Linked DNA regions of Mus musculus: region 2 is linked to region 1. The links are chromatin contacts, found by Hi-C or POLR2A ChIA-PET in ENCODE. All regions are on one chromosome and are shown on one strand. The core of a region is the stretch at or near the end of the contact, and the rest is flanking DNA. Distances in the headings are between cores, read along the strand shown. Region 1 holds the start of Lars2 (leucyl-tRNA synthetase, mitochondrial). Region 2 holds the start of Limd1 (LIM domains containing 1).

Region 1 (5,241 bases), core at 1,069-3,568:
AAACTGGCATAAATCCCACTGTTTTGAAGGGATGTGGGAATTTGAGACAGGGTTTCATCTAGCTCAGGCTGTCTTTGAACTAGCATTGCAGACAAAGATGACCTTGAACTCCTGATATCCCTGCTTCTGCCTTCCAAATGTTAGGCTTACAGGCACCACAAACCATCAAACTTAGTTAATAGGAATTTTTTAAAGTACCACAATTAATCGGTCTTACTCCAAAACCATGAAATATCTATATACCAAAAATGTGTAAGTTGGTGGGGTGAAACATGTTGGTAATCACAGCACTAAGGAGGCTGTGACAAGAGGATCTTAAGTCCAAGGCCAGCCTGAGTTACACAGGTACACAGTGAGATCCTGTCTTAAAGAAAAGAAAGAAAAAGTTTGAACAAATTGCTAAAGAGTAAACAATTTGCTGAAGAAAAGTATTTGTTCCAAACTACAATGACAAAAGGTTATACAACTCCATAAAGAGTTCACATATGAGGAAAGAACCCCAAAAACATGTTTAAAATAGGCAAAGATATAAGCATGGAAGTATATCGCAGTGGTAGAACACTTGCTTTGCAAGTCTAAAACTCTGGATTCAATCCACAGCACCAGAAAAGGGGGATTGGTGCCCCAAGTGAGGGATAAGACAGAGGACAAAAGCTAAGAAACATGAAAAAAAAATCAACTTTACAACTAATCAAAGAAATAAATACAATTAAATATCTTGCTTATAGTTTTAATGAAAACAATTATGTGTATACACTATTGGTAGATGCAAATTAAGAACACCTCTGAAGCAATTTGGCAATGTATGTATGCCAGAGGAGTTAAGAAACTGTGATGTCTCACACCTGGAATGCCAGTAGCTTGAGAGGCTGAGGTAGGAGGACTGTCAAGAGTTCCAGTACAACCTGGGCTACCATGAGCTGTAGGGAAGCCTGGGCTATACAGCGAGACTCTGTCTTTAAACAAACAAATAAAGAAGAGGCAGGAAAGATGGCACAGCAGTTAAGAGAGCACACCGCTCTTGTACAGGATCCCCGTTTGGTCCCCAGCACTCACAGTGGGTGACTCACAATGCCTATGATTCCAGCTTCAGGAAGATCTGATGCCTCTGGCCTATATGGGCACCCACACTCACACACACACACAATTAAAAACAAGTCTTAAAACAAAAGCAGATTTGTTAAGAAAATCCAAAGACTAGATATATAAAACAGATGCTCAGCACATCAGTTCAATACCCAGCACCAAAAACAAAATAAAACAAGTAAATACTGTAAATGTGGGGGCTGGAGATATAGCTTAGTGGTAGAGTAATTCCCTGACACTGTTTGAGGCCATTGGTTCCATCCTGAGCAATGCAAAATAAAAAATAAAAATAAACCCCAAACCCTTAGGCATAGGTCCAAGATCACCCTCAGACTCTCCACTAGGGGAAGAGACTAAGAACAAATTGTCTGTGCTCATGCCTATGAATTTACAGAACTTTTAGATTTCAACCATCTTCTGTTCTTTTTTTACTTACTAGGCACAGCTCTGGGCCATTTCAAGTACCTGTCTACTGAAGTCTTAATAGGCATTGCCTCTTCCTGGCATCAAAAGCAGCCATTTTAGCAGAGGTTGGTGTGGATACAAACAAAACGAGTAAGTTAACACACACCTCACCCCAACAAACATGTCTTCTAAAAACACAAATGTCAGCAGACATGTCTTGTAAAATACTAATGTTAAACACACACACACACACACACGCTACTTCTAATTTCCTGCAGGATCTCAGGCAAGTTATTTCGTATCTGGAACTCCACCTTCTCTGTAAGCTGTGAGCCTGTTAAGATCCAGGCGACTTGTGAAGACCTGCGGGTCCTAATTAATACTGTGGGTCCCCCAAAGATGTAGTACTGATGGTCCTTTTCTGGGTCCAAACCCCCAACCCCGAAGAGAAGATCCAGGCACCCGGGGGGAGGTGAGTAGTAGAGGAGAATTCGAATACAAAGCCATGTGAAGATGTGCGTTCTCCGAGCAAGAGTCCGGAGCTGTCAACAGGGTCCATGGCTGAAAGAGCCTATAGACTAGAATCTCGGAGCTTTTCCCATTTTGTCAAACTCCAAGGTCCCGGGACTCCCGAGCCTGTCCGCACCTTCAGCTCCGGGGGCTAAGCGGGGCTTGTCTCTCGTCTTCCTGAGCCCCAGGCGGGGCTTTCTGCGCTCAGGCTCTGTCTGGCCAGCTGCTACCTTCTGCCTCGTTCCCCAAGCATTACACGAGCAAGACCCAGCCAGTCACTCTGGGCGCCGCCATGTTGGCAAAACAACAACTTTATCGAAAGGGGAGGCCGCGGACACAGACAGGAGAGGCGGAGCCAAGAGGGAAAGGCGAGATGCGGGAGAGACAGCGCTGACTCCGCCCCCAAGCTGCTCGCCCAGGGCTGACCCCGCCCAGGCCTCGCCCTCTACGCCTGCTATCGGTACAAATTCTGCTTACCGGATTGTCCCGGTCTTACAATTAGAACAGAAACGAGGGAGATGCTAAAGGATGAAGTGACAGGTGGTTAAAAGAGCTCTGGGGTGGTTCAAGGCCAGGGTTTGAATCTCAGCGTCACAGAAGCTGCTACTGGGCTGGCTTGTCTGACTTTTTGATCCATTATGGGCCTGGTGAGGATTGAAGCACTTTTCATCCATCATATCAGGTGATCTTCTAGCCCCAGGAGGAGAATTACCTAGCCCGGAGTAGAGCGGGGAACAAAATGTACTGACAGGAAAACAAGCTGTCTGACCTCCTTCCTTATGGGGTTAATGTGCCCCATCGCCCAGCACGCACTGCATGGAGCAAGAGCTTCTTGCCTTGTAATAAATCAAGGAATTGCAAAGGAACAATGGTGTAATTACACTCTATCTTTTAAAGGAAGAATCTTTTTAAGGCCACATGTGAGAAGTGTACTGAGATTTGCAAATAGTGCAAAATGGTTGCTATCCAGTAATAGCGGGGGGGTGGGGGGGGAGGGGGGAAACAATGTCTGAGTGCCATCTCTTCCTACAGGGCTAAAATCAATTGTAGCTTCACAGACAATCCATCCCGTCACTGTATGTATAATCTCCATCTTAGTTTCTGTCCTTACATGGGTCAATGCAGTCCATAAGGAGACCAGCAGGGGTGTACACTCCTACAGAATAAAACTTCATTCTGTGTGCCACCCAGGAAACATAGGAAGCTTTTGTCCATTTCCAAGACTTCAACGACGACAACAAAAACAGTCTCCTGATCATTTAAAGCTCAAAACACCAGGTTGTTCTAGACCAGCATCAAACCTCACCTGGAAACCAATTCTGTGCCACCATTGCCCTGATACAGTTCACACTAGGTTTCCACTGCACTGGCTTCCCATCCCCCACCCCCAGAAGTGCCCTCCTTCAATTTCAGCTGACTCTCCCCATACTCTTTCCCCCCACACAACCCCCTCCCATCCTCACCCACCCCCCCAATCCTCCCATAAAATCTAATCTACCTTCCCAGGTCGGTTCCTATGTCTCCCAAGACCCCTCCTCTTTACATAACCTCTCTGTTTCTAGATTGTAGCTTGATTATCATTTACTTAATGGCTAAAATCCTAAAATCCCCTTATAAGTAAATACATACCATATTTATCTTTCAGATTCTGGGTTACATCACTTGGGGTTTTTTTTTTTTTTTCTAGATCCATCCATTTGCTTGCAAATTTCATGATGTCACTTTTTTTTTTTTTTTTTTTTTTTTTACAGCAAATACTCCATTGTGAAAATGCACCACATTTTCTTTATCCATCCTTCTATTGAGGGACATATGGATTGTTTCCAGTTTCTGGCTACTATGAAAAAAACAACAATGAACATGGTTGAGCAAGTATCCTTGAGGTAGGATAGAACATGCTTTGGGTATAAGCCCAAGAGTGGTACGCTGGGTCTTGAGGTAGATGGATTCCCAATTTTCTGAGAAATCAATATATTGATTTCCATAGTAGCTATACAGGTTTGCACTCCCATGATGGAAGAGGGTTCCCTTGTTCCACATTCTGGCCAACATGAACTGTCACTTGTGTTATTGATCTTAGCCGTTCAGACAGGTATAAGAAGGAAGTAGTTTTGATTTAGCATTTCCTTAAGAGTTTCTCAGCCATTTTAGACTACTCTATTGAGAACTCTCTGTTTAGATCTGTACCTCATTCTTGAATTGAATTGTTGGGTTTTTTTGTTTTTGTTTTTCTTTTATTGTTTTTCTGGTTTTTTTGTTTGTTGTTTGTTTGTTTGTTTGTTTTTTGATATCTAGTTTCTTGGGCCCTTTATGTATTTTGGATATTAGTCCTCTATCATATGTGGAGTTGGTAAAAATCTTTTCCAATTCTGTGCCCTCCTCCCAGCCTTGAGCAGGCTGCTCAGACCTGGCTTGCCACAGTGCTAGTCCACCTAGGGTGGAGTCTTCTGACCTGGGTAAAGTCTTTTGACTGCCACGTCTGTGGTTTCCTCAGCTGAGAGGCTGAACCTGTTCTCCTGACACTATCCTGACAAAGCAACAAGATCCTGGCGTGGTAGGGGATGGGTCCCCCCCTTTATAAGCTCAGACTCTTAAGTAAACATTGGCCTTGATCAGAACTTTGTCTTGGCTCGTTATTTCTCTCGCAGCCTTTCCCATCCAAAACCCCATGTTTCCTTTCAGGAACCCGGGAACCTGTGGTCGCTGGTGGCTACAGTCTCCTTTGTTTCACAGAAGCTTTTCAGTTTCATGAGGTCCAATTTATTAATTGTTGATCTAGTGACTGCATTATTGGTGCTCTGTTCAGAAAGCCATCTATTACACCAAGGCATTCAAGGCTATTCCCCACTGTCTTCCCTATCAGGTTCAATGTATCTGGTATTATGCTGAGATCTTTGATCCACTTGGACTTGAGTTTTATACAGAGTGATACATATGGTTATATTTGCATTCTTCTACATGCAGATATCCAGTTTAACTAGCACCATTTGTTGAAGATGCTGTCTTTTTTCCACTGTGTATTTCTGGCTTCTTTATCAAAAAACCAGGTGTCCATAAGTGTATGAATTTATGTCTGGATCTGCAATTTGATTCCATTGATCAACACATCTGTTTATATGCTTTGAAATTGAGAATGGTGGGGCATCCAGCAGTTCTTTTATTGTTCAAGATTGTCTTAGCTATCCTAGGATTATTTTTGTTTGTTTGTTTGTTTTTCTATATGGATTTGAGAATTGTCCT
Region 2 (5,241 bases), core at 1,614-4,113, 110 kb before region 1:
ACAAAGGAATACAGCCACGTTCTTGCTGCCTCCAAACATCGTGTAGAAAAAAAAGTCGAAGCCAGTCGTCTGTAAAGAGTGTGTGGGTTTTTTTTAGAAGAGAGAATGAAATCTGCAACTTTGGGTAAAAGCCTGGAGAAGCACCTTCACCTTGTGTCAGGTCACACCTTCGGGTATCGCCTGCTGCTGGCTGGTGCTGGGTGTGGACTGAGTCAAGAGGCACCTGGCCCAGTTGTTATCGTGATCCTGCAGAAGTCTCTCTCCTTCTCCGATCTTACCCTGAGCTCCTGCTGCAGCAGATCCAGGGAGGGGCTAATGATTTCCTTTTGTAACCAGCATCTAGGCAAAGATATGATGCTGGTCCATGGCTACCTGCAGAACCACCATATGAACAGAAGACAAGAAACAAAAGCCACACATCCCACACATTTATACCATGTAGAACAACCACAAATTTGGTCAGCTCAAGCCAGTCACTGCAAGAAGCTTGAGGTGGTACCTCAAACCCTTGAAACACAAACTCACAGAATTTCCCTCTTTTTTGTTTTGTTTTGTTTTGTTTGTTGATTTGGTTTGGTTTGGTTTGGTCAAAGCAGGATTTCTCTGTGTAGCCCTGGCTGTTCTGGAACTCTAGCTATAATAGACCAGGCTGGCCTCGAACTCAGAGATCCTCCTGCGTCTGCCTCCCAAGTGTCGGAATTACAGGCGAGCATCACCACCTCCCAGCTTCATTTCCCTTTTTTGAGGGCAGTTATGAGCAATCCCACCCTGCTTCACTCTGCTCACATGGGTAACTCCCATATGCAAAAGGCTGCTTTCTGCCCGCAGCTGCTTTCAAGTTTCTAAAGGAGCAGAAGTAGCTGAAAGAGGAAGGAGAAATAATAGCATCCTGGTGGGGACACCATCGCTCCACCACAGGCAACTCCAAAGCATCTTACTTACCGAAGTAGTCCGCTTTGGGGTGAGCATCCATCTCTCGCTCCAGACGCTGGGTGAGGGCTTCCAACTTCAATTCCGCAGTGGAGGGTCCAAGCTCAGGGCCCGGTGCGAGGGTCTGGCAGGGCAATCTCACCCTGGAGGGGGTGGGACTCCCTGGGAGCACAGGTTCCAGACTACTGTCAGTGGACCAGCTGGGAGAACTCTCTTTACAAGATAACTCAGATGGAGTGGACATTACCGGATGGACGTTACTGGTGGGGCTGGGCTTGGGACTAGTGCCAGACTCCACGCATCCAAACTTAGGATCCAGCCCGGTGGTCATACCTGGCTGGGTACTGTCCTTGCCAGCTGTCGAGGATAATGGAGCAGAAACTGAGAGGTAAGACTTGGGCCCATCCTGCAGCCAAGGCTGAGTGTCCACAAGGGGTTTGAAGACCCTGCCTGAAGCCTCATATCCCAGACCTGAATCTCTTTTCGGACAAGCTCCTTGGCTGGCGCTGCTAGGGACCATCGGTGCTGAAACAGTTGTGCCCTTGGGTTGAGCGGAGGTCCCATTCTCCAAGCCCATGGAAGAAAAACCGAGGTTCACTCGCTGAGAGGAGGCAGTGGACCAAAGGCCTGTTGGCTTCTCGCTGCTATGGCCACCAATGCCACCGTCCTGGCCACTGATGCCACTTTCAAAAGACCTGCCAGAGCACACTGTGGAGAGCTGTGGCTGGTAAGGGTGATGGTCTCCACAGGATTTGGGCAATGTGGAGTCATTCCCTGGGCAACCAGGCCATCCACTTCCTACACCCAGACTCACGCTGGGGCACCCTTCAGGTTTATCACCCCACTGTGGGCTTGCCAAAGAGAAATTGTCATAATAGTCTCCGTGAGTGAGGCAGGAAGGGTCTTCACAGGAGGGACTCAGGCCGTGTAAAGCAGGTCTCTGGGAACTCACAGGCCCCTCCCTGGAACCACAGTTCTGACTGCCAGGCCTTGCACCATGGGCAGATGGCCTGATCCTCTGCTCCTGAGATGGGTACGAGGGCTGCGCGGCCGCAGTGGTAGTAGCTAATCCAGGTGCCACTGTTGGCACAGCCAGAGGAGGCTTAGCGGCCCCATCTGCAGCCAGCTTGCCGCTCGCACCCTGACGGTTCCCACCGTTGACCGGGCTTCTGCCTGCCCTAGGTAGGGCCTCCTCCTGTAGGAGCTGCTGCTGTTGCTGCTGCTGGAGGTGGATTTTGGCCATCTTGGTCGCGAACACCCTTCGAGTTTCCTCAAATTCTGGGTTGTTGCCAGCACCCTTGTCCACCCGGAAGAGCCCATCCTTGGAGGCCTCATACATGTTCAGGTCCTCGATGAACTTACTGGCCTCAAGGCCCAGATCATCGTATTTATCCATGTTGTAGATCAGTGTCCGGGGCCTAGCCCTGGTTCAAGGTGTGAATGTGGTGGGGGAGATTTGGGTGCTGGCCGAGGTTTCAGGTCCAGCCTAAGGCAGATAAAGATTCCCACCTGCCCAGCAAGAAGGTCATGACTCCAAAACTCACAGTCCAGCCAGAGTTGAGGCCTTCAGGCCAGCGGGGCTAAGTTTACTTTCAGACTTCTTTTCCCCCGGGGAGCGTCCACGTGGGGGCAGAGCAGCCTTCAGCCGTGCCCGGCCTGCTTAGAAAAGTTCTCTTCTCCAAGTCACAAAACCCAAAACAGGCGAAAGAAGACAGAGAACGTCCACAGAAAAAAAGTAAACTCACATCCACGTCGAACAATCGAACTTGCAAACACACCGGGCAGCCCCTGGCCTGGGGCCGGTGGCCGGATCCAGCAGAGCTCACTGCAGCCGCGGCGCGCGGCCCATTGTCCGATGGCGGCGGCCGGCGGCGGGACGCGGAAGTGAGCGCGCGGGTCGTCAGTCCCGGGAGCTCGCTGGCCGGCTGCGCCCGCCCCGGGCCGCGCAGGGGCGCGGGCGGAGGCTCGGAGGGCGGGGCGGGGCGGGGCGGGGCGGAGGCTCGGAGGGCGGGGCGGGGCGGGGCGGGGCGGGGCGGAGGCTCGGAGGGCGGGGCGGGAGCGGGGCGGGGCGGGGCGCCCCCTGCAGGCCAGTGATGCGCACGCCGAGTTTTGGCGTCCCTCTCTGGGCACCGGGAGAGAGTTGCAATTCCCGCAGTACTTTTGCCGCGGACTGTTCAGTTTCCCGCCGCTGCTGGAGAGTCAAGGGTGCGCCAGGCTTCCCTCGGGTCCCCTCGAATGAGAGCATCTGTGTTGGACGTCCTAAGTGTGCCCAGAGAGGCTTGTCGTCCTTACTGGGTTTCTTGAACCCCAAGCAGTTCTCACCACTCCAGGTTGCCATGGCTCTAGATAACACACATAGCTCCTATGAGGTGACTGGGGATAGTTTACGTTTCCCACACAGCCGCCAGCGTGATCTAAAACCAATCCCAGGCCTGTCACTCTTGAACTTGAACCCTCAAGGCTTACTCCGGACTTATTTTGAAATCCCGCCTTCACTTCTACAAACAGGCCTGACTGCCCCGCCTACCCTCCCTCTGATTTGGGACCTTCCCTGCCTGAACTCCCGGTGGATGGAACTTCCTAGTGCCTGCCGAGAGCCTGCTGATCAGCTTCTGGTGTCTCTTCTTTCCTTCCCAGCTAAAATCACCTCCCCGTAAAGTTACCCCCACCCACAACCCCTTTGTTTCCTGCTTGGTTTGAACACTATTTAAATCCAGGGATACTGAAGTCACTGACCTGCAGGCTTTCTCCCATCTAGTTTAAATGTTTCCAGGTCTCTGCTCATACTACCTAATAGATGTAAATGTTATGCAAATAGTTCTCAGCAGTTTTGTTTGGTTTTGTTTTGTTGTCTTTCAGGAATCATGACAAGAAAATGAAATCTGTATGTGTTTAACATAAACACCTTTTCTTTTCCTGAGTATCTTGCCCTTGTTCAGATGTGGAGCTCTAGGTATGGAGGGTCAGCTCCAGCTGTTTATTTGTCTGCATGCCCCTTTTTGGTTGACAGCTAATCAGTTATCCACTTCATTACACCTGTATATGCGCAGGGTTTGGTTGAACATATGTGTCTTGGCAAATCTCTCTAAACTGTGACGAGGAACAAACAAGATAATATATATGGAAGTGCTTATATTCTTATATTCTATAAACACAAAAATGGTTCACTGTCCTGTAGACTCTGAAGGTTCAGGATATTTGTTGAAAATGAAGAGTTCCAGGCTCCAGCCCCAAACTACTAACCCCAGATTTGTGTTTTACGGCATCTGTGGGATGGGAAGACGATTTGCACAATAAAATTTGAAGAGTGAGTACTGCTATAAAGCATTATACTAAAACTAGGTTTTAAAGTTATTTTAGTTTCAAATTATGTGTATATATGGTGTGTGTGTGTGTGTGTGTGTGTGTAGGTGAAAGGGGAAGAGAGAGGTGGGGGAGGAGAGAGGACAGATGTTCTTCTAAGCCAGAGAGAGAATCAGAAACCCCAGAGCTGAAGTCGTAGGTGGCTGTGTGGCGCCCTGTGTAAGTACTGGGAACTGAACTCCAATCCTTTGCAAGGACAGTGTGTGCTCTTTACTGCTGAGCCATCTCTCCAGCCCAGGATTAAATATTTTTATTTTAAAAGAATCTCCTATACCCAGAGCTACAACCCAGTGATAGAACACTCGCTGGGCATACATGAGGGCCTGGGTTCCATCCCCCAACAACTACAGTAATAATAACAGCAGCTTATAAAGATGGCATCCAATATACCATTATGCAAGTGATCCTTAGAAGTGCTGGACATGGGCTGGAGAGATGGGTCAGTACTTAAGAGTACTAGCTGTTATTTTAGAGGACCTGGGTTTGATTCCCAGCATCCACACGGTGGCTCGCCACTGCCACAACACCCTCTTCTGGTCTCTCTAGGTACTGAATGCATGTGACATAGACAAACTTGTGAGCCAAACACCCATACACAATGTTTGAATGTTTTACTGACGCTGTTCAATACTGAAGACACCGAAAAAAAATCCTAATTCTGTGCACATTTATTTAATGCCAAAATTATTTAATATAGGCCACTTTTGTCTGTTTCATGAACTTGAAAACATGTGTTGACTAGTATTTCAAAAGATGTGTTCAGGGCTTGTAAGGTGGTCCAGCGGGTAAAGGCACTTGCTGCCAAGCCTGCTGACCTGAGTTTGATTTCCAGAAACTATATAGTAGCTTCAACTCCTCCAACATACACACATTAAATGAAGGGATGAATTAATGGATGAATGGATGAGTGGATATTTTTTAAAATGTATTCATTATTGCCTATCAGTT

The links. Hi-C counts contacts between places; a loop is a spot of excess contacts on that map. ChIA-PET counts read pairs that join two places held with the same protein, here RNA polymerase II (POLR2A).
Region 2: POLR2A ChIA-PET joins it to region 1 with 11 read pairs in embryonic stem cell. The contact joins the promoter of Limd1 here to the promoter of Lars2 in region 1. A Hi-C loop is called at or near these places in 1 of 37 maps with a recorded cell type or tissue (CH12F3). POLR2A ChIA-PET finds 5 or more read pairs at or near these places in 2 of 5 experiments (both embryonic stem cell).

What each region holds. Positions count from the first base shown.
Region 1 is chr9:123,364,004-123,369,244 of GRCm38, reverse strand. Lars2 (leucyl-tRNA synthetase, mitochondrial) reads right to left here and starts at 2,318. Exons shown (of 21, transcript NM_153168.3): 1 at 2,138-2,318.
Region 2 is chr9:123,476,323-123,481,563 of GRCm38, reverse strand. It overlaps Limd1 (LIM domains containing 1), which reads right to left and starts at 2,863. Exons shown (of 8, transcript NM_013860.2): 1 at 943-2,863. The coding sequence starts at 2,326.